Regions from separate parts of the Mus musculus genome. Here all the other regions are linked to region 1. Evidence: chromatin loops called from intact Hi-C (ENCODE). Cell type or tissue: heart. All regions are shown on one strand.

The links. Peaks named below come from ENCODE experiments on the same cell type or tissue, not always from the same donor. Only the 100,000 strongest peaks of a DNase experiment are listed, where the experiment ranks them.
Region 2: a loop joins it to region 1, with 7 times the contacts of the local background. A loop is called at or near these places in 5 of 42 quality-filtered maps.
Region 3: it touches region 1 in a loop (2.3-fold over the local background); 2 of 42 quality-filtered maps call a loop at or near these places.

What each region holds. Positions count from the first base shown.
Region 1 is chr14:11,862,966-11,870,965 of GRCm38, reverse strand. The region is part of intron 2 of Ptprg (protein tyrosine phosphatase, receptor type, G); the gene reads right to left. Among named protein-coding and RNA genes, the nearest start is that of Gm52128, 290 kb to the right of the region's middle. In heart, a CTCF peak has its summit at 3,984; DNase peaks (open chromatin) are centred at 2,145, 4,345 and 7,555.
Region 2 is chr14:12,058,896-12,066,895 of GRCm38, reverse strand. All of the region lies in intron 5 of Ptprg (protein tyrosine phosphatase, receptor type, G), which reads right to left. Among named protein-coding and RNA genes, the nearest start is that of 3830406C13Rik, 220 kb to the left of the region's middle. In heart, no CTCF peak of the experiment used is centred here; DNase peaks (open chromatin) are centred at 4,035 and 7,545.
Region 3 is chr14:12,096,124-12,104,123 of GRCm38, reverse strand. All of the region lies in intron 6 of Ptprg (protein tyrosine phosphatase, receptor type, G), which reads right to left. Among named protein-coding and RNA genes, the nearest start is that of 3830406C13Rik, 180 kb to the left of the region's middle. In heart, no CTCF peak of the experiment used is centred here; a DNase peak (open chromatin) is centred at 4,033.

The DNA.
Region 1 (8,000 bases):
GCAGTCTCTTGCCTCCCAGCAAAGGAAAATACCCATATCAAACTCCTCTTGAAATGCTTCTAGACTTTACATACTTTAAATGCTTCAGAAGAAACTCCTAACTGCACAGAGAATAAAGAAATACCAGCCTCCCAAACCTAGCTCCCAATTGACAAGAATAAGGGGAATTCAATATCAAAACTATGCAGATTACTCAAGTCTATCAAACAAAAAAGCAAGAGATCAAAAAAACAGCCATGAAAGTTTTGGAAAAGATCGCCAGCCTTCTGCACACAGGAATCAATCATAATGACAAACTCTGATGCAACTTTTTTTCTGTTTCCCTTTCCTTTTTCTTCTTCCATTTACATTAAAGGGTAATCGAGTAAGGCTTAAGTGAAGCTCTGCCTTTTGAGTTGGAGAGCAAATGCTAAATGATTCTGCATAAATAAATTTTACACTTAAAGGGGGACCAAGAACACATACTCCCATGTGAAGAGCTGAGCGTTCGATGCAAAGCTCCATAGACAACTGATGCCAGCCATCACTGTTTTGCTCACTACTTAGGCATGGGAAAAGTGACCACATGGCACTTCTAAAGAAGCAGGATATCCCAGGCTGACTCTTGACTGCCACACATTTTCTCAGAGAATTAAAGAATACTTTTAGAAGTGCCTTCTGTGAGGCTCCAAAAATACCACAAACAAACCAAAGCTGGGTACGGCCAGCCCTGCTCCCTGTAGAACTCACAGAAAGACGATCTGGTGACCCGAGGAGGGCATCAAAGAGCGCAGGGGCAATAGAGGAAATCGAGGATCGAAATCAGACTTTCTAGCAGGGAATGGAACACAAATAGGAAGAACTTTAAAGTTATACTTCAGGGCTATTAAGACACAATGAAATTATAAAACCCAATTCTGGAGGGGCACAAGATAAACAGGCATACACTGCCAGCCATGAACTCAGCTTCAATCTTCCTAAATGATCCTGCAGCCTTTAATAAGAACTGTTCAATAGCAGTAATTTCAAAGAAATAACCAGGAGGGGGGTGGTCATTTAGACCAAAAAATATTACATTTCATTAAAAAATAATGAAATTGAAAACAACGCTTCAACATACGGAAATAATTAGACAAACCATGACAAAGCACCGTAGTGCATAATAGCATTTTTGCTAAAGACATGCATAACATATCCCATTAAAAATACACTCGTAGGCAATTCTAACAGAAAGATACATATATTTAATAGACACATATATATTCAGCCCACAAGAAAATTGCAATGAAATGTATTTATATACTAACTGTAAAACACAAAATGAAAAGCAGGCTCATTGGAATATGTTGGTCTTAATGTTACATGGGAAGCCAAAGTGCTAACTAGTAGTTACCTCATAAACACTTTTATCCCTTGGGATATCTGTGTGCTATGGATATTTAATGTTTAATTTATTGATAGCTTGACAAGATCTCCAAATACCCGTAACATACCACTGAGGGGTTGTCTAGATGTGGGCAACCTCTGGGCAGGCCAGCAAGGGACTTCCTTTATTAGGTTAATGGAGATGGGCTGCATCATTCTGAGTAGACAGCTCTTTCGTCATAGACTGTACAAAGGAGAAAGCCAGCAGAGAATAAGACTGTTTTTCCTGAATTGAGAATACATTGTGACCAACTGCTTCAAGCTCCTGCTGCCTTGAAATCCCTGCTGTGATGGACTGTATCCTCAAACTGAGTACTTGATCATAGGGAGAGGAGAAGTAACTAGTATGGAAGACGTTAGGAAACAATAAAGGCACAGGACTCTAGCCTTCTGCAGTTCACCAGAGACCTACCTCAGCTCTCCACTGCCTTTTTTATCTTTAAACACATAATATATTAATTATTAGTTTACAGAAATAAAGTGTAGAAAAGAACATCAAAGGAGGTAATGAAGATAGCTATGGGGCACAGACAAACCAAAGCTGAAGATGCATGGGAAATGGAAGTAGCAGTGAGGGAGTGGGGTGAGAGGGTGGGGGCAGCCACACTCCAGAAAGCAGCTAAAACAGGAAGAGCACAAGTCAAAGGTCATATCCTGTGGAAGAACCTGAGATCGCCAAGATGCTCAGACCTGCTTCCAAGTGCCACCGGAAGCCAATGGCAGTTCAAATTAGACAGCGATCCCACAGGGCTTGGGCAGTCTGTCCCTGGCTGCCTCTCAAGAATGCCAGCGCTGATATGAAGAAAGGAAGTGAGGAACAAGGCCAAGGACAAAGGCAAGACCCAGACGAAAAGGTCAGATGCAGGGTGATCTTACAGGGAACTTCATGGCCGCCAAGTCCACACTGAGCACAGCAATCAATGGTCTTCACCCACAACCAATTTGGTTGAGAAAATGCAAGTACAAAAAAGGCGATACTTAAAGTAGAAAAAAGAGGCCATAGCAAAAGATAATGCAGCTATAATACCGAGCCACCTTAAGTCCAGAGATGGGAAGGGGAAGCACTAGCTGCCCATGATTCATGTACTGGTTCTTCCACAGCTAGATATGAAGCAAGGTAGATTGATAAAGCAGAAGAAAGACTGCTCAGTCATACTAGGGAGCAGATATTGCTGGAATTCACGAGCTCATCATCCAATTCAGTACATATGTAAAATTTATTAATTCAATAAAAATTCAAGAAATGCACTTTGGGATAGATATATGAATATTTGGAGGTACACAAAAATGTACACACACACTCATGTACATGTGTACTCACAATATATGCATACTCACACCTATATAATGCACTCACATTCACACACACTTATATAAATCACATATACACACACTCCCACATACAAATACACACACAATCACATACATATACATACAACTCTAATGAAATATCTTTTTATACACAAATCCAGGGGATATTAAGTATAAAGATGCCCATATAATACTGTGAGTAGAAGCAAAAGATGTAGACAAGCAAGGGAACTCTTCACTGTGGGAAGAGTTAAACACAAGAGGAAAAGTGGACGAATATAGAGAACACTACATACTACTCAAAGGTAATGAGCAAGAATGGCGTAATTCAGACAGACCTCAGAAGATGGTTCTGAATGAAATAAGAAACAAGATATCATGATCTAGAACACACAAAATACCACATAAAGCAACACATTAGCAGTGAGTGTCTGTGGGTAAAAGAGATCTAAGCACAAAAGAAAAGGAAATCAAAGAAAACACGCGATGAGATGAGAGTGTCTTTACCCTGCAAGAGTCAACACCCCATGAAAAACACACTGTCTAAACTGTTTGAACTTGACACGTATACTTTGTGTGTTCCTGTTTGTGCTAGTGTGTGACCTCACATGGAGGTCAGAGTTCAACCTTAGGCATAGCCTCCCCCTTGGTTTTTGAGGTAGCCTCTCACTGGGACCTGGGCTTGCCAATGAGACTAGACTAGCTTCCCAGGCATGGCTGCAGATCACCAATGTCCCCAGCACAAAGTACCCAGGGCTTCTTCATGTGGGTGCTAGGGAGGAAACTTGGGTCCCTAGGGTTACATGCCAAGTGTGGAACTGACTGGGCTCCCTCCAATCTCTTTATTTTTTTGTGTGTAACATGGGGTCTCAATACATAGCACTGGCTGACTCAGTGCTCACTGTGTAGGCCTGGCTGGCCTCGGATTTACAGGAATGCTCTGTCTCTGAGTGCCAGGGTTAAAGGCATAACCATACACCCCACTGTATAGTTTCTAAATAAAATGCCCCAGTGACCTGGAAACCAACTTTAATCCTTATCAGCAAGGAAAATCTCACTTGGTGCCTCAGGGCACATGAACATCATGGCGACCATTCTGACCGTTCTCTTCCTCTTATGAAGTTCACGTATTTTCCAATCATGAGAGTCAGTATTGCTTTACTATTCTTCACAGTTATACCAAAGTCAGAGCTGAAACCCTGAGGTGACAGTGTTCTGCCGTGGTCAGCTGGGCAGGGTCCACTCAGCTGGCGCACCACTTTCTCCAGCGCCACCACATGTGTAACTCAGCGTTGCTTGGGATCTCAAACAGGAATCTCACTCAGCTTGTGGCGGATCCTTTTCAAATCTTTCACACAGAAGAGCTCCATCTGAGCACGTGGGCTCTAATGTGCTCCAAAAACGATCTCAAAGTTGGCCAAAAACTGAATCCAAGAAAAGGTTTTCCATTAAGATAACTACCTGTTATTAAAGTGGAAGACCCACTGTGTTTCTATTTGGGGAAAAGGTTAAGCCTCTTTAGAGTTTCTGGAAAACCCATCGCTGTTTAGGGAAAGGGTGTGTCGCTGAAAGCATTAGCAGGAAACTTCTCTTGGGGTGACAAGGGCAAGAACTCAAAACCTGTCTGGCGCCTCACACCATCAACTCGGTGTCCAGTCAGTCCAGGGTCGGAGACTGAAGTGCAGCAGCAGCCGGGGCAGGACTTACACCCAGCAGTCACAGGAAGCTCACTGTTGCCTGCTCTCCTTCAGGTTACGTCAGCTAGGTTTGTTTAGATCTGTAGTAGCAACTTTTACCTCACAACACACACATGTCTAAATGCATGCAGCAAAAATAACTCATGTTTGCTTGCTTTCCTTTCTTATTTCATTTTTATTTTATCTATCTATCTATCTATATATCCATCCATCCATCTATCTGACAGGTTCTATGTAGCTGTGGCTGTCCTAGAACTTGGCTGGTGCCTTGACAGTGTTGAGGACGAAAGGTGTGGACTACCACACCTTACTCATGTTTGGTTTCTTAACTCCTGTCCCAGAGAAATACAAAGGCAGAAGTTCCCAGGGGCTATTATTGTGCCAACTTACTAAATTATATCAGACTGAACTGCCAATCACACCCCAAGGTTTCACAGTTAGCACCCTGGCCTTTGAACTGCTAGTTCTAAGTCACTCAAAGTCTAACTATGCTATCCAAGGCTCGTGTGCTGAACTGCTGCTGAAAGGTCAATGACCGGACAGTTTTTACAACATGATTTCCATTTCTGAGATACCAGCTTGAAATGTCGATTCAGACCTGTACCTTGGTCTCTGCTCAAAAGTTAGGTGGGAAACAGTTTCTAAGCACGACTTCAAGGGGGATGACCTGTCCGGCAGACTGGACTCCTTTAGATGAAGTTAGAGCAACTGTGCCCTCTCAGTGGTCTCTGACCCTGTAGACTCATCACCCCAGGATCCTCTGGCTCTACCTTGCTCTTATTTCTGCTGGGTGTGGCCCTTATCTTTTTTACTAGAAATTTAGTCACTAAAAAAAGTTTCCCCCAGATTCCCTTTGGTTGGGTTGTGCCGTTAAGAGGGTCTTTGAAGAAAATGTTCTTATTCAAAGACAGAAAGCAGGTTTATCAATTACGACAGGACTCAGAGGAAGCTTGCCGTGCAGCTGAGCAGAATTAGACACATCTGGGCTCTGCCAGCCAGACTGCCTGAGTGATTAGTGACGGCTTCCACGGTCATGGAGGCAGGCCAATCCATAGTGAGAGCTTTTGGGATACTGGAAATATTAGAAAGCTTTTGGGGTATCTTCAAGTCCAAAACCTGGATGCTCACAAAGCACAGACCCAGAAAAAGGTCTGGCTAACAGCTGCTAACATCCTGTGAAGTTTCTTACTAAGGAGCCAATTGTTGTTTTTAAAAGGAGGAGGAGCATACAGTGGACCCACCCACCCCCAATCGTCCCAAGTCATGCTTTTGAATGACTTTTGAAATTCCAGATTTTGTATGTTTGAGAATGCGCAACTCAAATGAGCTTACTTTTTTGTTCAATTAATTCTGTTTTCTGTAAAGAAAGGAAACTGTAGCTCTTTCCAAATAGAAATTTGAGACACATTTCTTCATGTTTCCTCCAGGACAACAGTAGGTTTGAGACAGTTCTGAAAACTTAACTCCCACGTGCCTTTCACCCCAGCACTCCAGAAGCAGAAGCAGACGAACTTGAAGCTTCCCCGGCTACACAGTGAGCTCCACACTTGCTGGGCCACACATTAAATCCATGTCAAATGAATAACTTTGAAAAACTTAAACAGAAACCTAACAAAGACATGTTAGATTTCCACAATCTAACACATTCCATATGTAAACAAATACAATATATCAAAATATCTTTAAAAAGCATTAGCAGTCATATTTTCTCTAGATATAAACTTATGGCCAAAACAAACAAAATAAACTCTCCAAACTTAATTCTGTTAAAATCAATTCTAGAACTAAATGAAATTAAAAAAAAAAAAAAGTATGTGCTTATGTCTTTTTAGGAAAAAAAAATCTACGAGAATCTCTCATAACAATAGTTTCTTTGAAATCCAGGACACCTTTGGGATATACGGTATGACGTAAATGTTCTGATATGACCCGTGTTCCCTTTCAAAGGAAAGTGTCAAGGGGACACAGACATAGAGGAAGGTTCCTCCAACGTTCCTGTAATTTCTAGTGCCTGTGTTAAAGGTTTCCTAACAACTATGAGAGCCATGCATGTCGTTCAAACCATAGCAAGAGTGAATACACAACAAACGGGGCAAACATCCGAACCTGAGGTTGACTTCCACAAATTCTCTGAGATTTGTTTATCTTTTATCCAAAAAACACAGAAGGGGAGAGGGGAGAAAGGGGGAGAGCAGGGAGAGGTGTAGAGGGCAGAAATGAAGGGAAGGTTCTTTTACTTAAAATAGAAGATTCCTTCCTCCTCCGTAATATTTAACTACTTACTGTAATAGTGTAAAACCCTAGGGTAAAAATTGCTCAGCCATTTTTTGGTCAACTAAAGGAAAAATATATAAAAATATATAAAATTTTAAATGCTAACTGTTCATATAAATGCCTTTCAGGGCTTTTACAGACTGGACTGACATGTCTTTTGAACCACTCTATGAATAGTATTTTAGAAAGCCAACATTACGGTTTGAGTAAAAATTTCAATGTAGTAAAAAGTCCAGCTGTATACTCAGGGATTATATAAGAAGCAGAAATCTGACCACAAAACCAGGTAGCTAGGAGCCTGAGGCCTCCAAGAACTGACATGATGTTTTTTGATCCTGTGAGAAGTACTGTATGCATGCTAGGAGGACACGAGTGTGTCCTGCTCTCTCCCAGGGTCAGCATGCCCACATCAGCTTGGGCTGGTACATGTACAATTGCTAGATATCAAAGTCACTCCAGCAGAAACCGCTGGTCCCTGCTGGATGGGCAGAGATCAGGCTGTCTGCACTCTCTTCTCTTGGCACACGGTTTTCCTTTTTTGTAAGACATTCACAGTCTCTTGAGTGCTAAGAAAAACTCAGCTTTTTCTTGAGAGAAAGAAACAAGGCCCAGTTTCAAGTACTGGCAAGCTTAAGGCCAGGGAGGGCTCCCCAGTTGCTCTGGGCTACTGAAGCTGTATATACACAGAAGCAACAGAGGCAGGACAAGGTTATACCATGGAAGAGCATGAAGTCCCAGAGCTGGACCTGTCTACTGTAGGGAAAATGATACCCAGTGTTCATGATTCCCTCAGCCTCAGCCAAGGAAACTCAACACCCAGATGTGAAGAAACTATTTTCAGAAGCAACTCTTCCTGCCAATGTCTGAATGACATTCATGCTGCTGGCTGACACACGCGTCGGTCTAGAAACATGACAAAAGAGGCAGGCACAGATAAAAAGGAGAATAGAGTACAGGGCAGTGGAGTTTGAGTCCTTGTTTCATATTAATAAAATCAGAAAGCAACAGAGCAGGCATAGACCATCACATAACTAGACTATAAGGTCCAGGATCCACCCTTTATCCATGCCTTTGCTTTCTTCTTCATTTCTTTTTGAGACTGGGTTCCTGGCTATCCTGGAACTTACTATGTAGACCAGGTTACCCTTGAACACATTCACAGATATCCACCTGCCTCTGCCTCCTGCGTGCTCGGATTAGAGACATCACCACCATCACCACCACCACTTCGCTGCCCTTTGCTTTCTACAGTTTGCTAACTTCTATCAACCATGGTCTGAAACTATTAAATGGAAAATTCCAGAAATTAAGAAG
Region 2 (8,000 bases), 200 kb before region 1:
CCACAGGCTTCCCAAAGCAGAGCCAATCAATTACAGACCTGAGCCTCCAAAACTCTGAGCCCCAAGAAACGTTTAGTCTTCATAAGATAATTATCTTGGGTGTTTAATTACAGCAGAGAAGCTAACTAACTCAACTAATGACATTTAAGAGAATTTAAGGAGCCTGAATCATAATTGGACAGATACAAATATTCATTCATGCCATGTGTACATGGGAAGAAGGAGAGAAATAGGAGTGAGGAATGTTAGGGAGAAAGACTTCAAATCTCTGGTGGCTTCAGAGAATTCGGAAGAATGTCTTTCAGTCCAATGGGCCCCTGTTGAAAAGGCCTGGGGTAGCAGTGGCCTCCTACCTACTCTTACTGTCTTCCATAGAGCATCAACTTGGCAAGCTGGAAAAAGAATGTGGCTAATGGATCACTAGGCTGGACAGGCAAATGATTTGAAATTGATATGCAGGATTGGTAGCAGGTCCATATGGACCAAATATTACAACCTCTTCTGTGGCTAAAACTTGCCTCTGATATTGAAGAATCAATGAAACACCAAAAATGAACCTGATAGTCTAGAACCCAGACTTAACGTTAACATGCTAGACAATTGGAATGGGATTGGAGACATTGATTATTTTTTATTTATGACTCTATTGCAATCGGATTCTACACCAAGGGTGAGAGGAAACTGGATTCAAAGAATGAACAAATCTGTAAAATGTGAGTTTGCTAACGATTTCTCATCTTCCTGAACAGCTACATCAAACCTCTATGTGCTGCTGAGAAGCAATGCAGCTCTGGGGACATGTGCTCTCCAGGCTGCACTCCTGCCTCACCCGGGAATCCATCTCAGCCTGTGTGCTTAGGTTCTCTGTGTCATGACAAAGCAAGAGGATGAAGAGAAGGGGACAGGCAGGAGACTGCAGGGGCTTGCCTTGTGGGAATCAAAGAGATGGAAGAAACTATTGCACATTCCATTCTAGGGCTGGCCCTTCCAGGCACACCTGAGACTAGAGCAAAGGGAGAGAGCTAGTTGCCAAGGAAGAGAAGAGAAGAAAAGAGGAAAGGGGAGGGGAGAGGAGAGAAAGGAAGGGCAGGGTAAAAACAAATGTCTGGTGTGATGCCTCAGACTTATTACTCAATCCTAGTACTCGGGAAGCAGAGGCAGAGAATTTACAGTAGCTCTAGGTCAGACTGGGCTACTTTGTCTCAGAAAATCAAAATAAGGAGTTGAAGAGATGGCTCAGCAGTTAAGGGAGTGCACTGTTCTCCGAGAGGACCCGAGTTAGAGTTCTAGCACCAATGTAGTGTCTCACAACCATCTGGAACTCCTGTTCCTGGAGATCAGATGTTCTCTTTTGGTCTCTGTGGCTCTCATGTGGTGTATGAACATACATGTGGTCAAAACACTCACATACATAGCATTTAAAACACTAAAGAAATGAGAGGGCATATACCCAGAAGATGTTCCAACTGGTAATAAGGACAGATGTCTGTTTTTAAAAGTGATCTTATAGGAACAAACATCATGGTGTGCAGAACAGCAGAGTCCTACAAAAGGTAGTGCAGGGGAGGACCAGGAAGCCTGTGGGTTTCTTTGCTGCTTTGGGTAAAAGAGGGGAAAGGTCACTAAAACATTCTAGGGCATTAGCCAGAGTAAAAGATATCGTCCTGGAACTTGCTGTGACACTTTTGTCCACTTGGACAATGGCTTGAGAAACTACTGGTTCCTGCCATACATTTCTATTCACTATGTTGTCTATTTCCTTCATAACCCTCCTGGTCAGGATGATCAGTCCTATACTGGAGCCACTGTCCACAGGCCTCCCCAAGGGACACTGGTGGAAAACAGCAATAAATTCACTCTGTAGATTTCCTAAAAATGATTTCCTAGCAATGAGTATCAGAAGCTATCACTTGACAGAAGTTATTATTGGGCTGGAAGTAATCTTTAGTGGTGTGCCTTCTAGCAGGAAGACTCACATGTGGCTCCTAATACAAGAGAAAGAAGACGAGGAGGAGGAAGAGAAAGAGGAGGAGGAAGAACAGCAGCAACAACAACAGAAAAAGTATTCTATTCATTTTTTCTCTTTTACATTTAAATTTTATTTTTAGAAAGCTTTTAAAATGTGGCATAACTGCTTAGGTATATATGCATAGCTAAGCACCCGACCAGTAACTAAGGATGAGAAAAATGATGGACTAATATTGGCCTCTTGGCATTAGACAATGGAGGATGAGCTAGAAAAACAAAACACTTTAGAATAAACAATAAAAAAGCAGGGAGCTTAGGAACAAATAAATTTTAAACATACCGGGGGACGGGGGCGGGGGGGGAAATCAATGAATATGTGGGTTAGTGTCCACCTCCAATGACTCCTTCAAGAAAAGAGATGGCCGGGGGCTGGCGAGATGGCTCAGTGGTTAAGAGCGCCAACTACTCTTCTGAAGGTCCAGAGTTCAAATCCCAGCAACCACATGGTGGCTCTCAACCATCCGTAACAAAATCTGATGCCCTCTTCTGGAGTGTCTGAAGACAGCTACAGTGTACTTACATATAATAAATAAATAAATCTTTAAAAAAAGAAAGAAAGAAAGAAAAGAGATGGCCTAGTGTGCAGTCTACCCTTCAGAAGATAGCTTTGAACAGTGACGAGGTTTACTATGGAGAAACTGGTTTGTGCACTTGGTGGAAGAACAGACTCATTTCAGAATAGTGTTAGCATTAAAGACGGGGCATTTTAAGTAGTTCATTGTCTCACGGTGATGTGAATCCACTGAGGGGGATGTTTATGGTAGGAAAAGATCCACCTGCAAGGATGGTTTGGGGCCAGACTAAAACATCTACATTTCATTCACAGGACCCTGGTGAGCAACTGCCACCTTCTAGATGAGGATATGATACACACTACCAGCATGGACAGAGCACTGGGCTCAAAGCCTACACCTTCCATGAGCATTTCAGACACCTGACCAATGACTGAGTGTGGGACAGTAACAATGTATAAGACGCCTCATGCTTAAAGTCCATGGTTAAATCAAACATAGCAAAACCCACTAAGACCATTGTAAAACTCTTGAAGAAATAACCAAATTCTGCTTTGGTCCTGATCCTATATCCAAAGGATGCACTCATGAACTGTGATTTTTTTTTTAAGACCGTTTCTTCACATAACTGTGGCTTATCTGGAATTCACTGATGTCATTGAAGTCACAAAGACCCACCTGCCTCTGCCTCTCAAGTACTAGGATTAAAGATGTACATCACACTGGTGGACTATGGGAAATTTCCACACAGCAATGGCCGGGCAAGGTATGAACTGAGGTCTCATATACCTTTCTTGAACCATGCTTGGAACCCCAGCTAGTTGTATGAATTGCTAGAATATCATGAAGCATCTGTGGTTTTTTTTCACGAAGGTAATTTGTCAACATATATCACGGAAAGAGTAAGCATGACAGCGTCCTTCTGTGTGCCCATGGCTCAGCCTCACGAGTGTTCCCTTCTCTCCCTCTCCCAGGCAAAAGTTCTCAACTGCACAAGCCAATGTTTCCCCACATAGCTCTCTAATAAGAAGGGGTCTCCTCAAAAACCTCTTAAGAGGTTCCCTCGGTACTTTTCTGTACCATTTTAATTATAGCAAACATTTAACCAGGGCAGAAAAATTTAGCAGAGGGATTGAAAAAAGCAACAATGAAAAAGGAATTCCCCTCCCCCGCAATCTCCAAAGAGGTGCCACACTTGAGCTAGCATAGAAACAACCCATCTGTCCACAGCTCTCCACCAAGCGTGCACCACTGAAACGCTTTCCAGTATTCATCCCATAATATCTCCATGCCTAAAATGCTCATGCATTTAGCCAAATCAGCTAAAAACTAATGATAGGAGAACTTAAGAGACACAGATTCTGTCCCATGTTCCTCTCATGACATATTTCTGACAGGAGAACAGAGAGCCTCCCAGGCATATCTGCACCGTGTCTAGACCCACTCTCTGATAGATGTGGTGCCAGGTCACAGGTGAGGAAGGAAGCTACCGCTGTTTGTTCTTGGGACACCAGACACGGGAAGAGACAGCAATGCTAGCAGAGGGCTGGGTGTTCACTCAGTGGGAAGGAAATTACAGAGGTAGACAGGAGGCTCCCATTTCCTTGTCTGAAATCACATTATCTTCAAAGGACAAAAGCATCCTCAGATGATGGGATCAGAAATAAACACCCAATTCCTGTCACATAGGAAGGGAGGTGGGTGGGCAGGGGAGGGGAGGGGAGAGCCTGCCACAAGCCCTTCCAAATCTTCACATGAAACATGTATCCTGGGAGTGCAAGCATTTGCTGTATTATGGCGACTGGATGCTCACCCGCTTACTGGCCGCATGAATTAAGAGCTGGATGTCAGCTTCACATGAAGCCTCTTTGGTGCATTTCATTCACTTATGCTTGCTTCAGTCACCTGATGCCCGTGCCTTGATGGAAACCTGGTAGGGCCAACATGCATAGAGCCACTAATTGCTATGTTTGCTGCCACAGGCCCTCTGGTCCCCTGTGCCTGTGTAAGAAAGGGTCTCTAGAGTAGATGGGCAGAGATAAGATGTAGTGACAGACAGTCGAACACGGAGAATGGTGTTGGATCTGAATGTAATGTTCTGGTTGAGCTTCAGACTTATATAACAACGAATTATCAGAAGATACAAATCACAAAAAGACAAGATACACTGAAATTCACCAGTTACAGCAGAAAGGAATTTACAGGGACTAATTAAATGTTTACATTAGGGATAACAAGCCCTGCCTAGGATCAGCCTAATGCCAGGCAAGAATTTCACACTTTAAGGTTAAAAGCATCAGGGGGTTGTTAACTCTTGACAGGCCTTAAGAGTAATGGGCTATCACAGAGCTCTAAATTCTTAGGTCTAGTAAAACTTATCTTGTCTGGAGAGTTTCCCCTTATCAGGGTAGTATATCAACTTATACTTGACATGGAAGTAGCCTGTAGTAAAAGATTTCTATCTCAGTGAGACTTTTAGTCTCTATCTGTAAACAGCTGAGTAAAATGGCAAGTGCTTAATTGTTTACTGAATGGGTTAAGCTCCTTGCTGCTATCTGGAATCTAAGAACACTGGAAAAAGGCTTTAGCTATGTTAGAATACAATCTTAAAAGGCATTTACTATAAGGTAATACTATATAGAGTGCACGTGGATCTATACACTAGACTAATGTGGGAATGGAAAAATTAATTTTATGGTTTATATAGATTAGGGAGAAAATGCCAGGCCCCCCAGGAAGGGAGTTTCCTTGAAACTCTTTGCTTCATGAACCAGCTTCCCAGCTTTCGCTTTGTCAAGCTGACTCCACCAGAGTCCCTGGCAGTTTGCCTATGACATTAACATTTCATCAGTGATCAAATTAATTGATAATGTGACTCATGCCATCAAAAGTCTCCATGAAGCACCATATCAACAACTACTTAGTACTGGCCTAACTTCTCAATAGGTTCCAACATGTTGTGCATTGGAGTGCTATCCCAAGTTGCCAGAGCCTGACACATGTGCACAAAAGTTTTCAACCCACAGCCTCCCCCCCCAACACACACACCTACCCTCCCTCACTCCTACCTCTTGATTGCTGGAATTACAGGTACACAACCCTAGATCCAACTGAAGCTTCAACAATTTTTATACAATTAATTTTTAGTCTTATTATAAAATACCATTTTGAAGGATTATTTTTTTAACATGCAGTGAGGGCATGCTTCAGCCATTCTGTGCTGGGAAAGTGGACACTGGTGCTGCTGAGTATCCTGAGTGAAAGCAGCCTTGGAGCCCAGGGCTCCACTCTGGTTCATGTGTTCAGGCATAGCCTCCATACAGAGGCAGACCTCAGAAAAAGTGCCCAGTACAGCTCCCCTGAGAACACTCCTCCTTTTTGTTAGGACTTGTATTATATGTACTTATTTCCTATGCATGCTAATTCATGTATGTGGACGTGTGTCAGAGGGCAAACTGTGGGAGGCTGTTCTCTCCTTCCATGTGGGTCCAGAGCATATAACTCACGTTGTCAGCCTTGGTGGCAAATGCCTTCAGCAGCTGTGCCATCCCACTGGCCCAGGAGGTTTCTTAAATGCAGGGACTGTCGGAGCAAATAGAGAGGGTGCTGCATGTGTGGCTCTGGCACTGGGGGCATCATGGGAAAGTCACCCGTGAGACGGAGCTCTATACGCAGGCCCCAGCTATACAGTGCCAGCACAGCCTTTGGCTGGGAGCTTTCTAGTTCAATTTCTATCACTTCAAGCATGAAAGGTGAGGTCCTACCAAACTCTGCTGTCTGTCTTCCTGAGATTAAGTACAAAACACTTACCATATATTTTAGAAAATCCTCTGACCCTGTCTCAGGAAAAACCCAAGAGAACGTCAATAGCTGGAAAAACCCCAGGTTTCCTGGAAAGCAGAGATAGAAACAGGGATCATGCTGACAGGCTTGGGGGCTTGATCCAACTCTGTGATGTCAGGCATGTCGATGGATGCCTGGCCCTTTCCCCAAGGCTTATTAAAGACTAGGTGAGCATGAAAACTCTTAAAGCCAAGGAAGAGTGTAGAAGATATTCAGAATACCTACTCATCTACTTAAGTATCAAATAATATAATGCAGTTAAGAACACTTAATAAAATTTCAAGAATTACAGAAAAGCAGAGTGATACTAAATATTTTGCAAGGCCTTTTTAACAGTTCCGTGATTCCTCAAAAGCAAAGAGGCAGTGACCTTATTCTGAGGCAGCGACCACTCAAACCTGAGCAAGGTGGTGTGGGTTATTACTATTCAGAGGGACTCACTGCTTTGCTTTAATATAGTTTTAAAACATTTCACTAAAAAAAGTACTTTTGAAAATCTCAAATGCTGCCTCTCCTAAAACAGATGCTGTGACCTAATGTTTGGCTACGCTTCTCACCTCACAAAAACATTCTTTCAACATGAGCAGCACACTCTGCGTACCTTGTAGTAGAAAACTAAATGAGGACTCAAGAGTAAAATCCTCACACTGTCTGATCTGGTCAAACGCCTGAGAGTAAGAAAACGGAGTAGAAGAATGGAAATTGCATGCATGACATCTTTTAGAAAATCAAATCTCTAGCTTTTATGGCTTCTGAACATTAGTCTATGTTTATCCATATACAACTTAAAGTTATTCTCACTGGTATTTAATACACATGCTACAGTGTATTTAAACAACTCAACTGTTGGGATTTCTGAAGCTCTATTTTTAAACTATGTGAGAGTGACGTTTTCTTCCTACCAGGGAAACTGTGATAAGGTTGATTTCTGACAGATCCCAATATGCTCCAGAATTTTCTAATTTGGGTGAAGGTAGAAGAAACATCTTCTTCTGACCTAAGAAGAAAAGGTGTGTCACGATGCACCGTGACTCACTGTACGTTCAGATCAACAGTCCTCTAAAACCCACAAGAGCTGCTGTGGGCCGCTTTGGTTTGTATTTGCTGGACTAGACACAGGTCTGGAGTTACATCGCCTTTGGCAGAACATCCTGAACTACATTTGACGGGAGGCATAGTCTCCCTTCTCAGCCAGAAGATTGCATGAGTAAGATCTAAGGGAACTGCACAGGCCGTCCTGTACCAAGCCTATTTTATAGCATTAGAATTTTACAACCAATGTCTCCTTTATAGCACTAAGTGGCAGGAGGCAATCACTTACAAAGAGAATAGGGGTTTGCCCTTCACTTAAGTGCATGATGATAGGGAAGTTGGCTAACGGCTTCTTTGTTGTCTCTAATAGTGAGTTTCTAATGGTGTCATCTTAAGTGAGTCCGGCCCATAATTTCGTTTTAAGGTGGTTGGTTTTTTTGCTTTGTGCTTTTAAGATAAGCTACTAAACTATATATTTTAAAATTCTTATGTGTTACTAAAAGTGGAATAGGAATGGAAGGCCTTGGGAACTGTAAATTGTAAGTGAGTACAATATGACTGGTATAAAGGGCAGTGCAGACAGAG
Region 3 (8,000 bases), 230 kb before region 1:
CATTTCACAGCAGCCCCTGGCCGAGGGCAAGCACAGAAGATTCCTAGGCTGGCTTTTGCTGTGTTTTTAAGCAGGGATAGCAAGTATTCTCTATAAAGCTAGAATATTTACCTAAATATTTACCTATCACCAGAGAGTAAATATTTTAGGTTTTGCAGGGCAATAGATAACATCAAAGATATCATGTTCAAACTCACGTAACAGAATCACCATCCACAATCCTATTAAGGACATTTTAAATTTAATAATAACTGCATACACCCTTCAAAATATGTCTGCATTAATGAGAAGGAAGGATCCCATATTCAGAATAACATTTTGTATAATCCGAGAGGCCGTATAAAAACTCAGAAGCTGTGCCAAAATTGGCAGTGGAAAGGACAGGGCCTTCTGTCCAAAATTTGCCGACCTCTACCTTAACCTAAGTTCCATAAGGGGCTCCCATACAATGTGACACAAATTTCATTCTAAGTCATAGGCAGACTTGCGAGAGGGTCAGGAAGACATGATATGTGTTAACAATACATACTAGCATTATTTTTTTTTTTGAGACAGGGTTTTGCTGTGTAATACAGGATAGTCTTGAACATAGTTTTCTGCTCAATGCCTAAGTTAGCAGAACTTTCGATACTGTCCCATCTGCTTCAGCCACAGCATCTGCTTCAGCCACAGCATCTGCTTCAGCCACAGCATCTGCTTCAGCCACAGCATCTGCTTCAGCCACAGCATCTGCTTCAGCCACAGCATCTGCTTCAGCCACAGCATCTGCTTCAGCCACAGGTACTGAATTGACAGAACCCACTCGTGAGACAGGCATGGGGAAGATGAAAGAAGGTGTGACCCAGCTCACGATGTAGCTCTTCATGAAGGTCTTAGTAATGGAGATATTAGAAGGAAGGGAGCTTTGCCACAGCCAAGCCATGTAGGCTAGAATTACAACTCAGCTTCTCCAGGCAAGTTACCATGCTTCTCTGAGACACAATAGTAAGAGTGCCTGATGTTGGCGTCTGAGCAGTAACTAGTTAATACTGTTTATTATTAACTAGTAACTAGTTAATACTGTTTATTATTAACTAGTTACTCGGCACTGAAAGTGCTTGTCATTGAGAGTGCCCAGAAGTACTGTTCAATAAAACTAGTCTGTCTTGTGACAAGTTTCTTGAGACTGTGTTGTTCCACACCGATCTCAAAAGTGCATCCTTCCCCCAACGTCTAGCCTAATGAGTAACTTAAGTCCGAAGCACTTCTGTTTCAGCCAGCAACCAGTTAAGCAGCACACAGGGAACACTGTATTTCTCCCTCCATGCACTGCATTGCCACAACAAGCAGCTGCTGGGCAATACTAGGTGAAAGGACCGAGAGGGGACGAGCCTCCTGCCCCACTCACTAGGATCCCGGGTGCTGTATGCAGACAATATTATATTTTAATAATTAATTGTTCATCAAAGAAAAAGATGAGGAACAGGGATGCCAAATTCAAAGTTATTCAAATTGCAGAAATGAATAATGCATGACTTTTATATTAAATACACACTGTATTAAGTAGTCTACATTTCACCAAACTCTGTCTTTCATTTTTTAAGCATTTTGAACGACAATATGAATAATCAGTTAGGGGAGGTTTGTTTGGAAAAAGGAATACCTTATTTGAATGCAAATGAAGTATATTTGAAGATGATTAAATTTTCCTTATCAATTAGGAAATTTTGTATGAGGGTCTTAAAGTCATGGTCAGCCATTAAGTTCAACCCAGCGCAGTTATCCTTGCAGCTTCCTCTCAACACTAAATTATATCTGGCTCATTCTGTTCAATTTCTCCTTTCTGATAGCAGTGCCAAGAGGCAAGTTTTAATTAAAGAAAATTTGAAAGATTCAAACATGCATAATTGGATTAAAAATGTGATCATTAAAACATTAGATGATAATCATCTGATTGATTGCATTTTTCAGTGTGTTAATAACTTAATATTTGCAATGCTTTGGTTACATAGGGACAAAGAAGTCTCTTTAGAAAATATGCTGAATAGTCAACATATAGAAGATAGCAGTGATGTCATTAAGAGCTGTGGGATTCACCAAGCAAGGTGGCATACACTGCTTGCCACAGAGAAGAATGGGATTCTCAACAGAAGCAAGAAAGAGGCAACATCACTTATTTCTGTCTTCCTAGAGAATTCCCAGAAACCTCAATAATGGGATAATTAGCTAGTGCGGTTGTGCCACCTAAGTGAAATAGGCTTATTGGATGAAGAATCCAGATCACCATATGCAAACACACAGAGAGGCCCAGAGAATGACATTGTCCCACAACCCTAATGCAAAGCCACTCATCTTCCTTGACTATGTTAATGGTTTCAGCTGAATAAACAGGCCATTTTTATCTAAAGTTGATGTTCAAATAAAACACATTGACATTAATCTTTTCAAACACAAATTATATGAAGATCACAATTAGAGAAATGGATGTGGCACTGAAATTACGGGAGATACATAATGACAACACCCGGGACCATCCAGAGCTGTTCTAGGGCTTGTCTCTACTTGTAAGGCCCTGGAGATCACAGCTGACATGATGATACATCCCTGGGGCTTTCTTTTCACCAGGTCAAAGAGCTAATTCATAAATGGGGACCGAGGTACACAAGAATTAAGTGGTTTTGACAATAAACAAGAAAGTTGTTAGTGCCAGAAGGTAAGTGGGATGAAAGGCATCTCAGACTGGGCAGAGTGACATATAACTTTAATCTAAGCACTCCAGAGACAGAGATGGGCAGATCTCTGTGAGTCTAAGGCCAGCTGGGACGACAAAGTGAGATCCTGTTAAAGAAAAGAAAAGAGAGAATGAGGGATAAAGTGAAAGTCAGCAGAGCGAGAAGCATCTGAGAATCAGTGCACCTGGGCTCACTTAGGGGCTCTGCTCCAGGAGTTGGGACAGCTCGGCTCATCCCTAGGAAGCCCCAGCTCTCCTCTCTGTCACAGCACTGAAATCTCCTTGGGCTACTATAGCGATGACACAATGCTACATGCAGAAAGCACTAAGGCAGGGCTCAGTCCAGCAGGTAGGATAGCTAAGAGGTATTTTCTTTTTTCCTTTTTCCATCTTTTGTTTCATTACCCTAATCAAAACAGTGCTGGTCACTGCAAATTATCTTAATTATCAATTATTACTATAATCAATTATTTCCTTTATTTTCTTTGCAAATCTTTTTTAAGCTCAGACTACCCTTATCCTTATGATCTTCCAGTCCAGTGAGTGCTCGGACCACAGGCATCATCACTATGCCTGACTTCATTTCCTTTAAGTTTTGTATGCCCTAGCAAGGTCAAACATCATACTTCAAAAGCCAGGTAGTTGTGAATGCATAGTTACCAGCTGTCTACAGCCCCTATGTGCAAATCAACAGGCGAGATGGTGCAGGAGGGATCCCAGATCCTGTTGAGTGCTCACCACCTGCCGGGCACACTGTGTGCTGTAACATAATGTGTCTTTATGATAAACCAAAGGCCTCACTCCCACCATGCAGTAGAGAAAACTGAACTTTGGGAGAGCAAGTAATTTGTTTGTACATCTGCTCAAAGGGAGGAATAATATTCAAAGCCAAATCCTGTGCTCTTAGCCCAGAGATGACAGTACTTCTCCTGTCTTAAGGTGACCTATGCACAGCAGAAAAAACATGGTATAAAGTCAGCCAAGGGAAGTCAGTGGATCATTGGTGGTTTTTCTTAAAGCCTTTGTTCTTCATATTTCACAAGGTTAAGCATGTTCCCCTAAACTCCTATAGTCCTGTTCAAATGATTAAACATCCACAGAGAAGGGTGGTGGGATGAGAACTTCTGAGGCCTCTTTTTATGACCTAACACTATTGTTAACAATGCCATTCAGTGATAAAACAGCACTCACACCGCATCCTACTTCCTGGACTTAACTAAGAAAAGTAACGGAAATGACTCACATCTATGGTGGAGGTTTTGATAAACCCAAATCTAGGAAACTGGAAATGGATTAAGCCTGTCTGTTTCTAGAAGATTTTGAGATCAAAGGCATTCAGATAAGCATCAGTCCTTCCTGGATCCATAAAAAGACAGGCGCCAATTAGCCAGAAGCTGGCTGCCGCACATTTATAGCGCACTTCAGGAAAGTTCCATGTAATTAAGTGCTGGAAACATAAACCTCAAACGGGAAATTTTGCCTCATGTTACGATGCTCGAAATCACCAGTGAGCTGTAAATGTTCAGAATTATCAGTGAGTCACAGACAGTACAGCACAGGTTTCTTCATTCAAAAGAGGGAAAATCATTCGAGCAACTGCTTCAAGGTAAACATTCCAATAGAACCCTCATTAATTCACTAGAAACACATCTGGGGGCAAGCCCAAAACCAAAGCTTATCCTGTTACATAGTGAGGAAATGACCCAACTAAGTATTTATATTATCTGGTCATACACACACACACACACACACACACACACACACACGAACATACACACACACACATAGGGACACACACACACAGAGACATGCACATACACACAGAAACACACACAGGGACACACACACACTGCATAGGGGCAGTGCTACGAATAAAACAAACAAAACACCAGCTACCACTAAGGCGAGGCTGGCAAACTTTCTCTGAGAAAGGCCAGAGAGCAAGTAGTTAAAGCTTTATTAGACTGTTATGTATTGTTGGTGACAACTACAGTCAGTGTACAACAAAAGCAGCCACAGATAATATGCAAGCAAATGAGTATGGCTGAGTGATAAAACTTTATTTGTAACGACAAGCAGTGGGCCACTATTTGTTTAACCTAATAAAACTTTGAACAAGCAAGAAGGAGGCTTGATTTGGTCTACAGATTTTGGTCCCTTGAGCCCTAAGCTAGAGTGTTCTGGGCACAGAGTGCACACCACTTCCATGTCTCCCCAGCCTCAACACATTTACCCAAGGCAGAGGAAGCTCAGTTTTTCCAAATGGAAATATTGGTGAGAGACCTGGCCCTTTGCACAGGATCACACAGCTTCCAAGCTGGAGAGCCAGAATTCAAATCCAGGGCAGCCTGAACTAACAGGCTCTTCAATAATATTCTCCGTGTCAGCTGGGCTCCTAAATCAAATTTCAAGTGGAAAATAAGAAAACACACGTTTATGTTTGGACACCATGAAGCTTTGCAGGCAAGTGAAATACCAGTCTCTGTAGCAGCAAGAATGGCATGTGTAGAAAGAAAATGTTTGCACATGCAAGGGTCAGCTTGCTCCTTTCATCTCACTGCCTTGACTTGTGTTTCCCAGACACTCTGAAGGTGAAAGGAAGAATGAACGCAAAGATGCTTAAAGTTCATGGGTAAAAACCAGGCAAGATGCCTCCGACCAATCCAGCTCATTTCTGTGATGTTTTGCTGGTACATAATGACATGGGTAACTATTTCTGTCCTTATTAGCCCCCCTCCCCCCAGCAAAGTCTTATTTCCTAGATTTTGTGCTGTGCTTCCAGAATTCATGCAGATATTTTCAGAACGTTTAGCCATGTGGCCCTAGATAGTTTCTCTTTTTCTTTTCCCTTTAAGAGATGAGCCATAGTCCTCTCAGTGAGAGAGCAATAGCTGCAGACTAGAGTCTGAAATACTTAACTTGCTCTTTCAACAAAACCTATTTGGTAGGACTCTGTCAAGACTGAGACCTGCAGATGGACACACACACACACACACACACACACACACACACACACACACACACACGAGTGGCAACAGACAGCCAGGGAGAAACAGGACCTTAAAGTTGGACCACTTCTCTCAAGGCGTGGCCTTGGATCAGCTTCCCAGCAGTGCCTGCATCACTTGCTTGTGTCAGGTGGATCAAGCAGTTGGATGTCAAGAAGACTCCGTGATGCCTCCTGGGCTAGTTTGACCTTTCCTGGTTGTGCACTGATCATGCAGCAACACTGAAGCACGGAGCTTTTTGTTTTGAGACTGGCACCTGCCCTACTTTGTTGCTCCCCCCCCCCCCTTTTCCTAAACCCTAAGAGCAGAGCAGATATTGCATCTAAAGTTAGCTCTTTAAAGATAAGACCCCCGAGGCAGACTCAGTTCTTTCATGGTCTTGAACCAATTCACATATAGAAGAAACGGTCTGTCAAGGGTGATTACAGAAAAAAGGTTTGAGCAGAGCGCTGTCATCCCCTCTTGGCTTGCTGTGAGGTCTCTGGTACAAGAGTCTGAAGCTCCTACTTTTGAGTTCTAATCATCATATGCTTTGACTGTAGAATGCAACACAACAGCGCACAAGGCCAAAATGCCAAGCACCCTAAAACAGTGCCGGTGTGGCACCTGCACTCGCTCTAGTGACATCATCACTATCCCCCTCTACCCAAGAAGTGAGCATAACTTCCACTTTGAAATAATCAAACAACAATAATGCTTTTGTTTCAGGCTTACCATCACAATCTTGTAAAGCCTTGCTCTAATCTTTCTCAACTTCTCAACTTTCTGGCTCTCAAATACAACATGTTGCTTGGTGGTCCAGTCCTTTTCACTCAATACCAATGCTTTACTGTATGATTATGCTGAGTTGTCTTCACCTAACCTGCTAAGGGATGGGCTATTCTGCATTGGGGTAACTGGAAGAAGCAATGTCATAGACACTCCTGTACCCTTCTCTTGCCAGGCATATGCCTGCGTTCTCTCTGTTAGATTGTACTCAGTGTTTCTCCAGAGTGGCTGTGCTAACTTATCTCACAGCACGTACACAGTCCTTGGTATTTGCACCATAGCCAATATTCAATACTTTTGGCAATTTTAATAAGTTTAAACTATCTATGCATGCTGATAGGATTTTCTTGTTGCTTAAAGCTTGGTAGATAGGACCTATTGATGAAATTAGTGTCTGAAACACTGGAGCTACTCTTAATTTTCAGAGAATGTACAAATCAGCACGGACACCCAGGTGAAACTGTAGTATACTATGGCATCACCCTCCGTGAGGTGTGGTCAACCATAGGTGTGAATATGTCTGTAGTGGCTATTCCTGGTTGTCAATTTGACAATATTTGGAATGAACTACAATCCGGAATTGGAAGGCTCACCAGTGACCCTTATCTGGAGGCTTGGAGATCCTTATCTGGATCTTGGTTTGAAGATCTTGAGCCATAGTGGCTATGGATTCCAGAAGATTGAATCTCCGAGTTTAAGGAACACACCCTTAATCTGGGCTACGCCTTTCATCTGGGATTAAAGGTGTGGTGGAACACACCTTTAATCTGGGCTACACCTTCTGCTGGAGACAATATAAGGACATTGGAAGAAGGGAGTCTAGCTCTAGCTCTTGCTCTTGCTCCTTCGCCTGCTTGCTGCGTGAGACTGAGTAACTGCTAGATCCTTGGACTTCCATTCACAGCTGCGACTGAACAATTGTTGGGAATTGAGCTGCCGACTGTAAGTCATCAATAAATTCCTTTATTATCTAGAGACTATCCATAAGTTCTGTGACTCTAGAGAACCCTGACTAATACAATGTCCCAACACAAAGTCACAAATGTACTCCAAACACTGCGTGGGGTTTTGGTAATTTGCTCTTGTAAACTCCATCAGTGATTCTCAGGTATGAACTTTGCGTGTGATAACATCATTTCTCACTTCTAAGCTATTAAACATACCCAGAGAAATAGGTTAAAACAGCACTTTACAGCCAGGAAAGGCTGAGCTTCACTGTCACCTCATTCTGCCATTCTGGCTTGTAGCACCATGGACTGATTTGGCTTATTCTTGCACTTAACATAAATAGAACCACAAAGTATGGGTTCTTCCAAGTAGGTTGTAGGCTGCCATTTTTTTTAACTGCTGCATATAATAGGCTACAGTCTCATATATCATGGCTGGAACCTATGCTCCCACTGGTGAACATTCGGTATTTTTAATCAATAGCTATTAAAAACAAAACTCCTGTTTACAAGTATTTTAAGTGACTTTGTGTATACACTTTAGCATGAGGTAGCAGACTACTTGTG